Linked DNA regions of Homo sapiens: region 2 is linked to region 1. The links are chromatin loops, found by intact Hi-C in ENCODE. Cell type or tissue: heart right ventricle. All regions are shown on one strand. Links, peaks and the distances in the headings refer to the core of each region. The heading gives the core; the rest is flanking DNA.

Region 1 (2,908 bases), core at 9-2,508:
AACAGTACCTCTGAGGTACTGGAATAACCAGGCTTTCCTTAAGGGAAAAAGCCCTGCTCCTCCCCCATCCCAACCCCCATTAGTCTCTAGGACAGATAATCTGATGATTCTCAAAAGTGGAAATATTCTTCAAAGAAGGAGAATTCCTTCTTGACTTCTACAGGAGTCCACAAAGCAGGAAAAGGAATCAGGCATTAGGCAACTGACATGTTATTCATTTGATCTTTTATAGCCACATCTGAGGTTGATACTAGTATGCTCATTCTACAGAGGAAGCATCTGAGGCACAGAGGAGATGTACCACTGTCTAAGGTGACACTACAGGACATGGGAGAGCAGCGACCTACAGTCAAACCCAGGTCTTCTGTTATCTTTTTCTTTTTTTTCATAGCAGAATGTGCATTTGGACAGATAAAGCCGGGTCTTTACAGTCCTAAAGCCCATGTGCTTTCTGCTCTGCCACCTGCCTCCTCTCAGACCCTAACCAGACCACACCCCTCCCTGAGGATAAGCAGCTAAAGGGGAGGGCCTGGCACTCTGGGCTTCCCACATGGACTCCCAGGCAAGGCTTACCCAGGGCAGGGAAACTGAGTACTTTCCGGGGTCACATCTTTCCCTAGGTGCCCTGCTAATCTCCAAGCAGCAGGAGGAGGAAGGAAGAGAAAAAGGAGACATCAGTTGAAATAAAACATGAGGCAGTTCAAGGAGGAATTAAAGGAGTCAATGAATCCTATGTCATCTACTATATTTACCTAAGAGGAAGAGAGACGTTTTCTCTTCAGGAGTTTACATTACTGGCTTCTGTCACCAAATGCTATGTTATCTCATTTAACCCTCTCCAATGACCCTATAAGGCTGCTATGAAGCAAACCCCACTTCCATCTTTATTCATTCGATGCTGATTTACTGAGTGTCAGCCATGTGTCTGGAGCTGTGCCTGCACTGGGTCCAAGCAGGGAACAGATTCCGGTCACCACTGACTGGCCACAAGCCACTGCACAAGTTACTTCATCTCTCAGATGCTAACAGTCCTCATCCCTAAAGTGGGAAGAAGAGTGCCAACCTTGCAGGGTGGCTGTGATGATTAAATGAGATGATGGATACAGCCCACCCCGCACAGAGCTTCGCCTGGACAGCGGCTCAACAAATGTTAGTTGCCTTCTTTCCAAAAGGGGACTTCTAGTTAAAAATGCTAGATTGGCCACGTGGGTTTATTTCCCCTCACTCCCCTCAGACTCCCCTTAATGGCCATAAGGAAGGCAGGGAAAAGGTATTAACCAAACAAGACAAAAGAGACCGGAAGTGCCATCTTAAAGCCAGATGGTCACCATCTAGTGGCTAAAGAGGACAACTACAATGACAACCCACACAGGAGGGGCAGCAAGAGGCTGTTTCTACTGGAGGCTCTCAGACTCCAGAGCTCGGAAGAAGAGCCTGGGTGTCTCCTTTCAGCGCAGCAGTCTTTGTGTTATACAGATATTTCTCCTGGTTTTGGAGAGAGACAGGGAAAATGCTGAAAGATGGGAGAGAACAAACAATGGCAGGAAGAAGAAGAGATGGGAAAGAAAATGGAGACAGAAAACAGGTGAGCAGAAAAAAAACAACCAGTATTAAGTGAAAAATGATAGCTCTTGGCCAAATAATATCGAGTGTCCAAGTTAGGGGTGCCAAGAGGGGAAAGAATATGCTCACCGCGCAGTTCTGCGGGACTCAGAGAATAGACTTCTGGGCCCAGATAACGCTAATTGAGGCTCCTGTGTACTCCCCACACTCCCTCCCTGTGCTCCCTTCTCCTCTGAATAACAAGCCGAGTGACTGAACTCACATCTGGCCCCAACACTGACATCTGGCCCCTGCCCTGCACGCACAGCGCCTACTCCCCTCTGCTACCCCACTCTTCCGCCCTCAGGTCTGAGTTCAGCTGGCAGCTGTCATAACAGAAGGAAGTCTCTCACCTCACGGGGGCCGATGGATCTGGTGTGTTCTTCTCCAAGCATAGCTGCATAATAGGCCAAATTTTGGTTCATCACCTCGTCATTGGGGAAGAAGAGAAGATAGGTCTTGGCACATTCAACAGCCTGTGTATAATTCCCAACTGCAAAGTGGAAAGAAGAATGGCTGAGAGGAAAGAGTCAAAAGGAAAGGATAAAATCCTAGCACCAGGGACCACTTAGTGTTCAGTCTCCACAAAGCTTGAGGCAATGGCAGCATGACAAGCTGGTGCCTGCTACTTAACATGATGGCCTGATTTCAGGGGCAGGAGTTAAGTAATACACATAGAATGTGTGATTAATTTTAAGGTGAGGTGGTCAATGTCCTCAGGGCTGCCTAACAATGAAACAGAAAAGAATCAGAATTCTCTGCATGCCCACATCTTTTAAGATTCACAAATAATTCCAATACTCCTTAATATTTTGCCTCAATACACTCAATCATTAGATCAATTTCCCTGTCTTCCTACCTTCTTTTTTCTATAGATTTTCAGAAGACAAGGAAGATTACAATAGCAGATTGTCTCTTTGGCAAAATAGTTCTTGTTGATATTTGTTAGTCATCTCAACTCAACTGTAAATATTGTACACTCATCAATATGTTTGTAATGCTTAGCACACAGTAGGGACTCTGCAAAGAGTTGGTTTTCTGGGTATTAATTGGCAGCCCCACAAAAGCATCAGTGCTATACCAGGGAGAGGGCTAGCAAATGTCCTCTGAGCTAGTTTAAACTGTGGCATACCCTTATTTTGCTATTAACTTTAATTCAAAAGCAAAAATAGATTACAAGTTATAGAAGGGACAAGAGATGAGGTCCTAAGTCTCCCTCCCCCAGCTTTTTGGGTTGCTGGTATTGGCTTCCTAGGCCAGTTGTTTATAACAAACTACCCAGGGATCACTTGGCATGGTGCCTCCC
Region 2 (2,908 bases), core at 240-2,739, 600 kb before region 1:
GCTGGCCAGGGGTAGCGTCAAGGATTTGCGTCTGTGGCCAAGTTGGTTGTGATGGATGGTGGGTCATTTAGAAAGAGATTAGGAGGAGGTGGGTTTGACAAATAAACTTGAGTCATGTTAGGCAGATAGGGAAGTCATACCTGGTTCCCAGGGAAGACTGACACATGACGGGCCCTGGCTGGAGGAGCCACAGGGCGAGGAAAGGACAGACACCATGGCCAAGGGGCCCCCAGACCCTACCGCTATGTCCCATTGATGTGGGGGTCAAGGGAGATGAGCTTCCTCTCGTGGAAAGACCATAGATTTAGGTATCAAGCAGCCTCATAACAACCTCAAACACTGGAGACGTCACATTATTTTTACAAATGAGAAACTGAGATCACAGAGGTCGTCGCTTGTCCAAGGTCCTACAGTTGATCAGACCCAAGTATGGACATTCCAGCCCAGCATTGAGTTCAGCCTGTGCATGTCAGAAAGCAGCACTGGTCCTGCTATAGATTGAGAGATGGGGCTTGTCATGGGAGTTACATAAGGAGAGGCAGGGAAACCCCCCTTCATGACGCATCCCCCATAAGCCAGGCACATGCTGGGGAAATGGTTGGTTTTAGGGAGAGTCACAGGCTCTCCTGGGACAGGTATCGTTCAGTTTTTCCTTACAACAACCACTATGAGGTCTTTTTAAAAATTATTATTACTATTTTCTCTACTTTACTGATGAAGAAGCGGAGGCTCAGAGAAGCTAAGTAATGTACCAAAGATCACACAGCTGGTAAGTGCTGTCATTCGGGTTTGAACCCAGCTCTCCTCATCTCTAAGTCCTCAGTTCCTTTTTCTATAACACCACAGGCTGAGCAAAGGCAAGAATTCCAGGTAGAAAATCTGCTTACCCCTCTTGCTCCCACAGTGACAACAAACATGGTGCTTCATTGGGCCTCAGGTTACTCATCTGTAAAATGGGAATAACCATTATGCCTATCCTTTAGGATTCAATGGGATTACGACTATAACATAGCTTTGTGCACAGTATTCAAGAAATGAGAGCTATTATTCCCAGATGGTTGTTTTCATTTTACAGATTAGAGGGCATGTAAGATTCCCTTCATTTCCATAGACTCTAAAGAGCAAAGGCTGAAGTCTGGATTCAAAGCAATACATAAGAAATTCCAAAGTTCACTTGAGCTTCTTCTTCATTTCAGTCTGAGATAAGAAAAAGGAAGATGGCATTTCAGGCAGGTGGAATGAGTAGGCAAAGACATGAGATGGGATTAGACCTGTGCAAATAGGGTTGGTATGGGGAAGCACGATGACATCAGATTTTAGCCACTTTTGGGAGTGGCATCTTAAATGCCAAGGTGAGCTATCAGGGCTTCAATCCAACGTTCAGGCTCAATGTCAGGGGAGCCTGCCACATGCCAGAGTCTGTGCCTGGCAGAGCTGAGCCCTGGCACACGCACTGTTTACAGCTGCCTGGTATGGCAGTGGTGATATCACCCTTAGAGACTTTGCCCTCTTCTCTCTGACCCAACCTTCAACCACTGGGGCAGTAGGTTATGCATTGCCTAGAAGGCAACTGTAAGATTCAGGGGCTGCTATGGATGCATTACCCAGGAGATAAGGGCAACCTCAGGTGGGCCGGGGCCCTCACAGCAACCTTACGAGAGGGGTTGTATCATGCCCATTTGATGGAAGAGAAAACTAAGATTCCATTAGAATTGATGTGACGTATCCTAAATCACACAGCTGCAGCAGGACTAGGATTTGAATGCGGGTCAATCTGCCTCCAACACTACTGCCTTTTCCTCCATGCTGGATTAGGCTATTGGCTTCTGAAAGCACAGACAGGTGAGATGGGTCAAACATGGCCTGAAGCACCCAGGCACAGGTGGGAGATGGCAAGCAGAGGCAGGTTCAAAACGTGGGGCCAGGACTGGTCTGAAAGATAGTCGTTAAATAGCACTGAGGAGAGGGAGTGAGAGAGATGTGGGTCTTGGGGGAGTGGGGTCTTGAGAACCCTGAAATCAGCAGTGTCTGCCCACTTTGCCCTGGACCAGCCTCTCTGTCTGTATCCTTCCCCCAGAGAAAGGACCATGGGCTGACCTGGGCCAAGGACACCTGGCTGGAGCCCCTTCTCTGACATTAACTAGCTCCGTGACCTGGGGAAAGCCACCCTCCCTCCTGAGCCTCACTTTTCCTGTCTGTAAAATGGCCTCCCCGTCATCACACCCACACAGGTGTCTTGAGGAGTGAATGATGGTGTGCTCCAAGGCCCCCATGGAGAGCCCGGCACATGGCAGGCACTCGGTGTTCAAGCACTGTGTTCCCATAGACTCTGGGCTCCTGCCCTCCTCGCCCCCAACCCCCTTCCTAGGAACCAGCCCCGGCTTGTCAGAGAGCCAGCTAGCTGTCAACCCCACCCCAGCTGGCCAGTTAATGAGTGACCAGGACTCCTGAGCCTGACCTATAAGGAGGTGCTAGGCAGGGACACAGATGGGAGACGGTGGACAGCGGCAGGGGGAACCCAGGGAGCGCGATGGGCTGCAGGGCTGCATCAGGGCTCCTGCCAGGAGTGGCCGTGGTCCTCCTGCTGCTGCTGCAGAGCACACAGTCAGTCTACATCCAGGTGAGTCCCTTGGCCAGCGTTCCCTTTGCCTGAAGGGCCCCATGGTGGGAGGCTAGGCTGGAGAGGGTGTACTGGGAATTCAGAGGGGCACCGGGGGAGCACGGGGCCCGGGGCTCAGCCCAACACCCATCACAGCCCAGAGACCAAGGCAGCTGGTGGGTGGGGGCAGCCAGATGTTGATGGCAGTGATGATGGCAATGACAACACCAAACTGATTCAGCGCTGCTCCCCTCAAAGGCCCGTGCTGGTCACAGAGGTCAGGGTGTGGAACAGAAGGCTCCTCCTTGC

The links. Hi-C counts contacts between places; a loop is a spot of excess contacts. Peaks named below come from ENCODE experiments on the same cell type or tissue, not always from the same donor. Only the 100,000 strongest peaks of a DNase experiment are listed, where the experiment ranks them.
Region 2: a loop joins it to region 1, with 2.9 times the contacts of the local background. A loop is called at or near these places in 27 of 110 quality-filtered maps.

Annotation. Positions count from the first base shown.
Region 1 is chr1:42,755,828-42,758,735 of GRCh38, forward strand. It overlaps P3H1 (prolyl 3-hydroxylase 1), which reads right to left. Exons shown (of 15, transcript NM_022356.4): 5 at 1,956-2,095. Among named protein-coding and RNA genes, the nearest start is that of P3H1, 9.7 kb to the right of the region's middle. In heart right ventricle, for the core only: CTCF peaks have their summits at 1,336 (motif pointing left) and 1,543; a DNase peak (open chromatin) is centred at 1,254.
Region 2 is chr1:42,150,921-42,153,828 of GRCh38, forward strand. GUCA2B (guanylate cyclase activator 2B) reads left to right here and starts at 2,490. Exons shown (of 3, transcript NM_007102.3): 1 at 2,490-2,620. The coding sequence starts at 2,531. In heart right ventricle, for the core only: no CTCF peak of the experiment used is centred there; a DNase peak (open chromatin) is centred at 1,439.